3 separate regions of the Homo sapiens genome follow, and regions 1 and 2 are each linked to region 3. Evidence: read pairs that join two places in POLR2A ChIA-PET (ENCODE). Cell type or tissue: GM12878. All regions are shown on one strand.

Evidence for each region. Peaks named below come from ENCODE experiments on the same cell type or tissue, not always from the same donor. Only the 100,000 strongest peaks of a DNase experiment are listed, where the experiment ranks them.
Region 1: POLR2A ChIA-PET joins it to region 3 with 6 read pairs; 2 of 35 experiments call an interaction of 5 or more read pairs at or near these places.
Region 2: POLR2A ChIA-PET joins it to region 3 with 5 read pairs; 5 of 35 experiments call an interaction of 5 or more read pairs at or near these places.

The regions. Positions count from the first base shown.
Region 1 is chr1:16,096,917-16,100,916 of GRCh38, reverse strand. No RefSeq gene overlaps it. Among named protein-coding and RNA genes, the nearest start is that of FAM131C, 25 kb to the right of the region's middle. In GM12878, no CTCF peak of the experiment used is centred here; no DNase peak of the experiment used is centred here; H3K27me3 peaks cover 67 bases.
Region 2 is chr1:16,319,782-16,323,781 of GRCh38, reverse strand. All of the region lies in intron 1 of FBXO42 (F-box protein 42), which reads left to right. Among named protein-coding and RNA genes, the nearest start is that of FBXO42, 31 kb to the left of the region's middle. In GM12878, no CTCF peak of the experiment used is centred here; DNase peaks (open chromatin) are centred at 2,261 and 2,481; H3K4me3 peaks cover 331 bases; H3K27ac peaks cover 352 bases.
Region 3 is chr1:16,385,183-16,389,182 of GRCh38, reverse strand. The region is part of intron 1 of SZRD1 (SUZ RNA binding domain containing 1); the gene reads right to left. Among named protein-coding and RNA genes, the nearest start is that of SZRD1, 20 kb to the right of the region's middle. RefSeq lists enhancers at 2,601-3,101, 3,102-3,602. In GM12878, no CTCF peak of the experiment used is centred here; a DNase peak (open chromatin) is centred at 1,702; H3K4me3 peaks cover 2,086 bases; H3K27ac peaks cover 3,102 bases.

The DNA.
Region 1 (4,000 bases), 290 kb after region 3:
TTCTCCCACTTCAGCTTCCTGAGTAGCTGGGACTACAGGTGCACGCCACCACATTCAGTTAATTTTTGTAGTTTTAGGAGAGTTGGGGTTTCACCATGTTGGCCAGGCTGGTCTCAAACTCCTGACCTCAGGTGATCCACCCCTCTTGGCCTCCCAAAGTGCTGGGATTACAGGTGTGAGTCACTGTGCCTGGCCTCGTTCAGGTTTTTTTTTTTTTGAGAGGGAGTCTCGCTCTGTCACCCAGGCTGGAGTGCAGTGACACGATCTCAGCTCACTGCAAGCTCTGCCTCCTGGGTTCACGCAATTCTCCTGCCTCAGCATCCCGAGTAGCTGGGACTACAGGAGCCCACCACCACGCCTGGCTAAATTTTTGTATTTTTAGTAGAGACAGGGTTTCACCATGTTAACCAGGATTGTCTCAATCTCCTGACCTCGTGATCCGCCCACCTCGGCCTCCCAAAGTGCTGGGATTACAGGCTTGAGCCACTGTGCCCGGCCTTGTTTAGGTTTTTGAGGAACTGCCAAACTGTTTTCCAAAGTGACTGCACCATTTTATATTCCCAGCAGCAATGTAAGGGTTCCAATTTCTCTGCATCCTCAACAGTGCTTGTTATTGTCTGTCTTTGGTTGTAGCCATCTTGGTGTGTGTGAAGGAGTGTCTCACTGTGGTTTTGATTTATATTTCCCTAATTGCTAATGATATTGTCTTAGTTCAGGCTACTATAACAAAAATACCATAGACTGGGTGGCTTAAACAGAAATCTATTCCTCACGAAGTCTGAGATCAAGGTGCAGCATGGTCAGGTTCTGGGGAGGGCTCTCTGCCTGCTTCATAGATGACTTCCTGCTGTATCTTCACAAGACAGACAGCAGAGAATAGGACAGACAGCAGGAAGAGCAGAGAGCAGGCTGGACACAGTGGCTCACACCTGTAATCCTAGCACTTTGGGAGGCTGAGGCGGGAGGATCACTTGAGCCCAGGAGTTAAAGACCAGTCTGGCCAACATGGTAAAACTCCATCTCTACAAAAAATAAAAAATTAGCTGGGCATATTAGCATGTGCCTGTAGTCCCAGCTATTCTGGAGGCTAAGGTAGGAGGATCTCTTGAGCCTTGGAGGTTGAGGCTGCAGTGAGCTGTGATCGTGCCACAGTGCTGCAGTCTGAGTGACAGAGCAAGACCCTGTCTCAAAATAAATAAATAAATAAGAAAATAAAAGAAAAAGGGAAGAGAGACAGAGAGAGCAAGCTCCTGTGTATCTTCTTCTAAGGGCACTAATCCCATTCCTGAGGGCTCCATCCTCATGACCTAATCATCTCCCAAAGGCCTCATCTCCTAACACAATCATATTGGGAGTTAGGATTTCACCCTATGAATTTGGCAGGGGGGACACAAACATTAAGTCTATGATACTGTGAAACATGTATTTGTATTTTGATGAAGTGCAATTCATGTATTTTTTCTTTGCTTTTATTTATATGTCATGTATTTGGTCTCCAACTCCATTTCCTACCACACATCTCCTAAAACGCTTAGGATCCCCAAAGTGAGATCTTTGTGTATTTTAATAAGTGGACTAATGGCTAGCTGCTCCTCAGTAGCTTTAGGCTAAGGCTGGTCACCAGAAAGACCAAGCCATGATTAAGGGGTTAGTTCTTTCAGCCCGATCTCCCAACCTCTGGGAAGGAGAGAGGGACTGAAGGTTAAATTGCTCATCGATGGCAAATGTTTTAATAAATCATACCTACGTAACGAAGCCTCCACAAAAACCCAAAGGACCAGACCTGGAGAGCTTCCAGACAGATGAACAGGTGGAGGTTACTGGAGGGGGGCGCACCCAGGGAGGGCATGGAAGCTCCGTGCCCCATCCCCCACACTTTGCCCTTTGCTTCTCTTCCCCTCCTCCCCTCTCCTCCTCTCCCTTCTCCTCTCCTCTTTTTAAAGACAGTCTGGCCAGGCGCGGTGGCTCATTCCTGTAATCCCAGCTCTTTGGAAGGGCGAGGCAGGCTGATTACCTGAGGTCAGGAGTTTGAGAACAGTCTGGCTGGCCAACATGATGAAACCCTGTCTCTACTAAAAATACAAAAAAATTAGCCAGGTGTGGTGGTGTGTGCCTGTAATCCCAGCTACTCAGGAGGCTGAGGCAGGAGAGTCGCTTGAACCCGGGAGGCAGAGGTTGCAGTGAGCCGAGATCGTGCCATTGCACTCCAGCCTGGGTGAAAGAGCGAGACTCCGTCTCAAAAAAAAATCCAGTTTTCCAAAAATCCAGTTTTCCCAATATAATTTCTTGAAAACCACCTCCCCATTGAATTTTTTTTTTTTTTTTGAGACCGAGTCTCACTCTGTCACCCAGACTGGAGTGCAGTAGTGTGATCTCAGCTCACTGAAACCTCTGCCTCCCTGGTTCAAGCAATTCTCTGCCTTAGCCTCCCAAGTAGCTGGGACTACAGGCGCTGGCTGATTTTTGTATTTTCAGTAGAGATGGGGTTTCACCATGTTGGCCAGGCTGGTCTCAAACTCCTGACCTTAGGTGATCCGCCTGCCTCAGCCTCCCAAAGCTTTGGGATTACAGGTGTGAGCCACCATGCCCAGCCTGCTTGGTTATTTCTGACTGACCTGCTCATTGTATTTGAAAATTATTTGTGAGAATAATTTGAGGCCTAGGATGATGACACCCAAATTGTCCCTTCAGACAAGTTTTTTGTTTGCTTCTACCAAGCACTTAGGGACACTACCACGAATCCAAGGCCACTTTAATTCAAGTTCAAGGCTTTCATCTAATAATTCTTTTCTTTTTTCTTTTTTTTTTTTGAGACAGGGTCTTGCTCAAGTGCACTGCAGTGACACCATCATAATTCACTGCAGCCTTGACCTCCCCGGCTCAAGTGATCCTCCCACCTCAGCCTCCCAAATAGCTAGGACTGCAGGCACATGCCACTAGGCCTGGCTAATTTTTTAATTTTTTGCAGAGATGGGGTTTCACCATGTTGCCCAGGCTGGTCTCGACTTCCTGGGCTCAAGTGATACTCCCACCTTGGCCTCCCAAAGTGCTGGGATTACAGGCGTGAGTCATTGTGCCCGGTCTCAAGGCTTGCATTTCTTGAATCACTCAAGATTTGGTTTTCATCTGGTTCATCCTTGTTCTGAGGATGTCTCAAAGGTATTGTGGGGTATCAGACTCCTCACCTCAGACAGAAGGCTGGGCTTGCCTTTTATCCTGCCCCTCTCAGCCCCCGTGAGGCCATCAAAGCTACAGCTCAGTTTCAAAGCTGTTTCTTCCAGATTGGCAAATGCCCTCAGGGAAAATGTGGCTTTCTGCACTGGGCTTTCTTCTCTGGATTCTTACCTTCTCCTCTCCTAGATTTTTGATAACGGATTCTTTCTTTTTTCTTTTCTTTTTTTTAAGACAGGGTCTCACTCTGTCATCCAGGCTAGAGTGCAGTGGCACAATCACTGTAGCCACCTGAGCTCAGATGATCCTCCCTCCCTCAAGCTCCAGAGTAGCTGGGACTACAGGTGCATGCCACCATGCCCGGGTAATTTTTGTATTTTTTGTAGAGATGGAGGTCTCCGTATGTTGGCCAGGCTGGTTTCGAACTCCTGGGCTCAGGTGATCTGCCCACCTTGGCTTCCCAGAGTGCTGGGATTACAGGTGTGAGCCACCTAGCCTGGCTGATAAGGGATTCTTACTGCCTTGTTAATTAAAACAACAACAAGCAAAAAAAAGAAAAAAAAAAAGCAGACACACACACGAAAACTTCTTTTTGTAGAGATGGGGTTCTCACTGTGTTGCCGAGGCTGGTCTTGAACTCCTGGCCTCAAACGATCCTCCCGCCTCAGCTTCCTAAAATGTTGGCATTACAGGTGTGAGCCAGTGAGCCCAGCCGGAAGATGATTTTTAAGAAATTGGATCAAGGGAATTTAGTTGTCCTCAGAAGGAGTGTTGGTTCAAATTACAGATCCCATCATGACACAAAGCGGAAGCCCCTGCAAAGTTGTAA
Region 2 (4,000 bases), 65 kb after region 3:
GCTTTGTCACCTCACCCACCTTGGAGTGCAGTGGTACGATCTCGGCTCACTGCAATCTCCGCCTCCTGGGTTCAAGGGATTCTCCTGCCTCAGCCTCCTAAGTAGCTGGGATTACAGGTGCACACCACCACGCCTGGCTAATTTTTGTTTTTAGTAGGGGTCTCACCATATTGGCCAGGCTGGTCTCGAACTCCTGACCTCAAAAGATCCGCGCACCTCAGCCTCCCAAAGTGCTGGGATTACAGGCGTGAGCCACTGCGCCCGGCCCTGTCCCTTATTCTTTAGTTAGGTCTCAGTCCTTTATTTTATTATCTATCGGTAAGAAGTTCCCTTAATTACTTTTTTTGTTTGTTTGTTTGTTTTTGAGACGGAGTCTCGCACTGTCACCTGGGCTGGAGTACAGTGGCACGATCTTGGCTTACTGCAACCTCTGCCTCCCAGGTTCAAGCGATTCTCTGGCCTCAGCCTCCCGAGTAGCTGGGATTACAGGTGCCCACCACCACGCCCAGCTAATTTTTTGTATTTTTAGTAGAGATGGGGTTTCACCATGTTGGCCAGGCTGGTCTCAAACTCCTGACCTTGTGATTCCTCCGCCTTGGCCTCCCAAAGTGCTGGGATTACAGGCGTGAGCCACTGTGCCTGGCCAATTACATTTTTTAACCTTTTGAATTTGTGACAAATACGTTTGATTGCATTTTAAATGTTCAGCTTCCTTTTAGGTAAATGAAGTGTATTCCAACTTTAATAAAGATGTGTTTACCACAAGAGGATTGTCAGATGTCTAGTTGAATAGAAACCAAAGGCAAAAAACTAATCAAATATTGCCCTCAAATCTGGCAATGGCTTTTAAATGCATAGCAGTTTCATTCCCATGTTGAAATTCTTTTGAGTTGATTCTTTCTAGGTTACGGATTTTCTCCAATGAATTCAGAGTAGTTTCTTGATATCTACTATCTTTACAAAATCTTCCTGAAGTAAGTGGGGAACTTTCATTACTTAGGGAGGTTTTTGTTTCTTACTCTGTGTGACTTATGCTAGGTTTCACAGCATTAAAGCTAGAAACAGTGGCCACATCTTCCAGTCTCAAAATCTTAACCTTAATTTATACCTCAGAAGGGTAAGGCATTCAGACTTTAGAAACTGATTTGTGTTTAGTTATATGTAGCATAGTTTTTTTTTTAGTTTTTAAAATTTTTTTTGTATTTTGAGACAGAGTCTCGCTCTGTTGCCCAGGCTGGAGTACAGTGGTGCGATCTCAGCTCACTGCAACCTCCGCCTCCCAGGTTCAAGCAATTCTCCTGCCTCAGCCTCCTGAGTAGCTGGGATTACAGGCATGCGCCTGCACGCCCAGCTAATTTTTGTATTTTTAGTAGAGACGGGGTTTCCCCATGTTGGTCAGGCTGGTCTTGAACTCCTGACCTCATGATCCACCCACCTCAGCCTCCCAAAGTGCTGGGATTACAGGTGTGAGCCATCACGCCTGGCCTAGTATAGTAGTTTTTCGGAAGAAAAAGATACTACTGGGCCAAATAAATAGTTTCCTCTCTGGCAGCAGACTCTCAGGCCAGTATATATACCTTAAAAGGTACAAAATTCCATAAACCAGAGATTTGTATTAATTCTGACCAATAAAATATTTTGACAACATCTAGTAACATATAAAGGTAGGATCTACCATTTTCTGGATATACTAATGATGTAATTTTTTTTACATGTCCCAGGTAGCTGGGATTACAGGCGCCTGCCACCACGCCTGACTAATTTTTGGTGTTTTTAGTAGAGACAGGGTTTCGCCATGTTGGCTAGGCTGGTCTTGAGCTCCCGTCCTCAGGTGATCCACCCACCTCGGACTCCCAAATTGCTGGGATTACAGGCGTGAGCCACCACGCCTGGCCTAATGATGTAATTTCTATTATAAAATAACTACTGGGCACAGTGACTTATACCTGTATTCCCAGCACTTTGGAACATTGGGACAGGAGGATCACTTGAGCCTAGGAGTTCAAGGCTGCAGTGAACTATAATTGTGCCACTGCACTCTAGCCTGGGCGACAGAGCAGAACCCTATCTTTAAAAAAAAAAAAAAAACCCTTGCGAGCTCAGCACAAAGGTGTTCTGAGTAGACATGTCAATAAACCTTACACTCATTTGAATGCCTAGTACTAAGAAGACAAAGATGCCTAGGCCAATGGTCCTGCCTCCAGGGAGTTCAGATTCCAGTACATTCATTCAGTCACGTTGGGGAAGCTGAGAAGGTGTAACACAAATGTGAAGGGTGAGAAGGACTTCTTTTAAACAGTTTCATGAAAATTACATTCATTGAGTTAGTATGCTTACGTGTGAAAAGTTTGTAGGGCTTCTTTTGGCATGAAAACAAGAAAAACTCAGAGTTTCAAAATGCCTCTATATCCTTGGGGGAATATGAGTGATGATTTTATTACCTAATCATGGAAGTGAAAAAGAAGGGCTATGCAAATTGGTGTTGGGCATGTAATTACAGAGGAATTGCATCTGAGCTCACCCATGTGTGTTCTCCTTGGCATCTGTGGCTAGGGCCAAGTTAGCAAACATGCCCTCAAAGGTATGGGGTTTGATGTTTTTGTGGAGGGTGTAACAGTTGAATGGTGGAAATTGCTTGACATTGGCTATTACAGCAGTATGAGTCTCTTTATGTTGGCTTGCTATTGTATTTTAAGACAATTTGGAAAGAGAATGAGTTGTTTTATTGAATCAAATTTATTCTGATTGGGAAAAATAGTAATGTAAATAAACTTTTGCAGCCTCCATTGATTCATTTTGTTCTGCAACAGACCTTAGGCTTATAGTCTGTCAAAATGTTGTGCAAGGGAGCAACTATTTAATTTAAATGTCAACCATGCAGCCAAAGTCAAGGAATCCATTTCTTTGGGCTCTTTTCCTTGGTGAATTTAGAGCTGAGTGGAGGTTAAAAATATAAGAAAGTTAGGCTGGGCACGGTGGATTACTTGAGGTCGGGAGTTTGAGACCAGCCTGGCTAACATGGTGAAACCCTGTTTCTACCAAAAATACAAAAATTTGATCATGCCACTGCACTCCAGTCTGGGGCACAGAGCGAGACTCCCATCTCAAAAAAAAAAAAAATTAGCTGGGCATAGTGATGTGCGCCAGCTACTTGGGAGGCTGAGGTGGGAGAATCACTTGAACCTGGGAGGCAGAGGTTGCAGTGAGCTCAGATCGTGCCACTTCACTCCAGCCTGGGTGACAGAGTGAGACCCTATCTCAAAAAAATAATAAAACAAAAAATATATATGAAAGTTAATAAATCAGTGAAGTTAGCCAGTAGGAAATGATAATATATAAGGGAACAAGTAAGAGGGACTATGGGAAGTGATATTTTTTCCAGTAATAAAAGGCATGGTTTGATTTTTTTTTTTTTTTTTTTGACATGGAGTTTGCTCTTGTTGCCCAGGCTAGAGTGCGGTGGCATGATCTCGGCTTACTGCAACTTCCACCTCTCCAGTTCAAGTGATTCTCCTGCCTCAGCCTCCCGAGTAGCTGGGATTACAGGCATGTGCCACCACGCCCAGCTAGTTTTTTGTATTTTTAGTAGAGACGGGGTTTCACCATGTTAGCCAGGCTGGTCTTGAACTCCTGACCTCAGGTGATCTGCCTGCCTTGGCCTTCCAGAGTGCTGGGATTACACGCGTGAGCCACCATGCTCGGCGACTGTACGTTTTAGGATAGGAATTTGGGCTGGAAATGGAGGTCTCTGTTGTTTGAAAGGCCTCCCTCTAGCGAGTCAGTCATGTTGAAAAACACCTTACCCACGTGAGCATGGAAAGAGGCATAACTATCTAGGATCCTTTTTCTTTTTCTTTTTCTTTTTTTTTTTAAGATGGAGTCTCACTCTGTTGCCCAGGCTAGAGGGCAGTGGCGCAATCTCGGCTCACTGCAACCTCTGCCTCCCAGGTTCAAGTGATTCTCCTGCCTTAGCCTCCCGAGTAGCTGGGACTACAGGTGC
Region 3 (4,000 bases):
GAACCTGGGAGGTGGAGCTTGCAGTGAGCTGAGATCGTGCCACTGCACTCCAGCCTGGGCGACAGAGCGAGACTCTGTCTCAAAAAAAAAAAAAAAAAAAAAGGAAATAACTATTCTCCAGTTGATGGGTGCAGTTCAAAGTTCAAGCTGGTTAGCTATATTGTTCTAATCTTGTAAATTCTTACTGACTCATTTGATCTACTGACCAGGTAAAGAATTAAGAATTATTGGCCAGGCACAGTGACAGTGGCTTATGCCTGTAATCCCAACATTTTGGGAGGCTGAGGCAGGCGGATCACTTGGGGTCAGGAGTTTGTGACCAGTTTGGCAACAGGGTGAAAACCTGTTTCTATTTAAAAATTCAACAATTATCCAGGCGTGGTGGTGCGCACATGTAATCCCAGCTACTAGGGAGGCTGCAGTGAGTGGAGATCACACCACTGCACTCCAGCCTGGGCGACAGGGCAAGACTCTGTCTCAAAAAAAAAAAAAAAAAAAAAAAAAGACTTATTCTTTCTAGTAAGTTAAACAGTGTATCATTATGATGTGATCTTTTTTGCCTTATAATGTATTGTTTCATATTAATAAAGTTGGCCAGCTTTCTTTTGGTCAGTATTTCCTAGAACATAGTTTTTCTCACCTTTCCATGTCCTTATTTGCATCTCTTGTAAACAGTATGAACTAGATTAACCATATGAAACTAGATTTAAATCTAGTCTAACACTGACACCTATCCTGATTGGTACTAACTTGTGTTTAAAATATATTTATATATTTGGCTGGGCATGGTAGCTCACGCCTACAATCCTAGCACTTTGACTTTGGGAGGCCGAGGTGGGTGAATCACTTGAGGTCAGGAGTTCAAGACCAGCCTGGTCAACAAGGTGAAACCCCGTCTCTACTAAAAATACAAAAATTAGCTGGGCGTGGTATCCCAGCTACTCAGGAGGCTGAGGCAGGAGAATCTCTTGAACCTGGGAGACGGAGGTTGCAGTGAGCCGAGATTATGCCACTGCACTCCTGCCTGGGCAATAGAGCATGACTCTGTCTCAAAATATATATATATATGTAATTTATTGTATTCTGAGGCACCATCAAATCTCTGGAGGGGCCAGAAAGGCACTAAAATGGAAACCTCTCGCTCCAGCTTGGAACACAGTTGGTGCCAAAGAATGCTGAATGACTGAATGGAAAAGGTACACCAATAATAAGAGAACGACCTGGATGTTTTCTGTGAACTGACAAACACAGACACTCACACAGAATCTATGTCCACTACGTACTCTGTCCTGAAAATGACTGTATTGATGGAATTGTATTAATTCTATTAATACCAGTGTTATTACCTGAGTAAGTACTACAGCTCATATTAGTCTATTGCCTATTACCTTTTAAGGGCTTCTCACAAGTAACTTCTTGTTTTAAAGTTTCATACTGTATCATTTCGCTCCACTCTAAATACAAGACTGCCTATTCGAGTTTCTCCATCATAAACAGAGCCTTGACAGCTGTAGAATTTAGAAGCCTTTGAGGGTTGAGACCAAATGCCTTCATAGACCAGGCAAGCAGCCAAACTCCACTCGCACGGAGCATACCTGGGGAAGTGAAGGGGCTGCAGGGCACCAAAGAGCACTTGCCCTGCCTAATGACGGCCAACAAGCTTTGGCAGACAGGGCCAGATCTAGCGCAGAAGAAACCAAATCAGTATTTTTATGGCAATGCACTGAATTTTCCAACTTCACTATGTGAACTTTCACTTTCATATCGCTGCGAGAGCCAAATAAGACAGAGAGAGAAATGGGCCTCACACATTAGAGTGAATTTGAGAAGTCCCATCCAGGTCTCCTCTGAGGAAAGCAAACTGCTTCCTTCTTCCTCTAGGGTTTAAGGAAGATGGACCATCTGCCCAGTTCCAGCACAAGGAGCCTGGGTGGAAGAAAAGCGCTTCAAGAGGACATCGTAGGCCATGTCTGAGTAAATGCGCCTCTGTCCCCAAACTAGAACATGATTAACATACTTGGCATGTAATATAATACTAATAGCTTTTAAAATAATACCTTATATCGATATAATGTATTATGGCTGTCAACATTCTTCCCCAGACATTCATTTTCTGCTCACACCAGCCCTGTTTGGCAGACAAAGTAGCTTTTATCCTTCTGTCAGATGAGGGTTAGGGAACTTACCCAAGGTCACAAGGTAGTAAACCACAGAGACAGCCCTAGAATTCGCCTTTTGAGGCCCCTATGCTGACATACCACCCTCCCCCGACAATTGCTCAAATCCCCTGGAAATGCCAGTATAAACCATTAGATATTGGTCATCTCCCCCAATTCCACACTGCTCCCTGGCATGCCAAGAACTACAACTCTCATCCAACTCCACTGTGAAAGGCAGAAGAGCTTTATCAGAGCTGGAGAGGGATTCTTCCATAAGATTACAGAATGGGATGGAAACCCAAGCAGCTTTGGTGGAAAGTGGATCCTGGTCATCTTTAGATGGCCAGCTGGACGCCAGCATGCTCAGAGGCGCCCAAGCAGGAGAAGGAATGCTCTGCCAGCAGCTGGAGAGGGCATCGCATCTCCCTCTGGAGTCTGTCCAGGTATCATGAGTCAGTCTATTCTCTTCTCAGACAAGGCCTTGCAATCAATCTGCTCTCAGACTCATGCTCTGAAAAGCTGGACCAAGTCAAAACTTTCCTACAGGGTGTATTACAAGGAAAATGTGCATCTCCCCCAGAGATGCAATAGCCCAATGGAATTAAACAGGCCTCAGAACTTGTGTGGGGAAGCATCTAGATGCAGGCCTGAAATAAGGAATCGTACTACCTAAGGGAACCCTCTCTTTAGACAAGGATGCAGAGTCCTGCCCAAGGTCTAGGCTCCTGTGTTAGAGGCCTGACCTCCATCGCTAGTCAAAGAAAACCATCGCTGTGACTGCTGTGAGTGGGCACAAGGCAAGTGCTAGGGCACAAGCATACCACACAGGGCGGTGGCCAGGAAAGTGATCTCCTATGGCTCCTGCTCCTGGAAAGGCTCTTCAGCCAAGTAGCACCAAGCAGCCCACAGAAGGTGACATTCTGTGTTCCGGGTCCAAATCCTAAGCAAAAGATCTACTGTTGCCAAACCTTGACATCACTTGTCCTATGAGGCTACACATCTACAGAAATGGGACACAAGCTTCTCGGTCTCAGAGAACAAGCAAAGCCAGAAGGAAAGAGCGGAGGCAGGAAATCATGAAGAAGCACAGTGGGGAGGAAGGTGGTTCTCGACAGGGCTGGTCCTTTATGGGAGGTAAAGGAGAGCCACAACCACAAGGTGAATGGGATCAGATGTCAACATTTGCAATTTTAACTCACCAGAGGAGGAAGCTCAGCTTCACTGGCTGCTGATGCCCTTAACCTTGCTATAAATGTGCCTCTGGCTGAAAAGTTAGGGTATGGGACCTAGGAGTACAATGCGGATAAGATCATTCCCAAGGAGGAGAGCAGGGAAGGGGTCACCTCAAACAACCCAGTTTGTTACTGTCACAAGCTACAAAAGGAACAAAGGTGACAAAAGATAGGGATGTGTCTGTAAGGTGAAGCAGATTACAGTGGTAGGTTTACTCCTGTAACGTTAAGAGGTCGATGACAAGGAAAAAAGAAAGGTGAGAAAGGCAGAGGAGAGGAAGAAATAGGCTATTCTGGGTCTTAGTGTAAAGCACAGCAAGTATAAGCACCATTACAGTTGTACCTTCTCAGGTACGAATGTTTACACAACAGCCTGGGGTGATGATGCCCTGGGGGACTGATTCGAACTAGCCAAGCTCACAAGAGACAAAGTGAACAAACTCACACCTGTTACACTACAAGGGTCAGAGGGGGTGTCTCACCCTTTCTGGTGCCTGATCTGCTGCTACCCACTCCCCAAGGACAGCAGGCCTCCCCACTCTGTGCCTCAGTATACAAGCCAAAAGACTGTACTGTCCTACTCCATCACAGCATCCCTCTCTCTGAGAA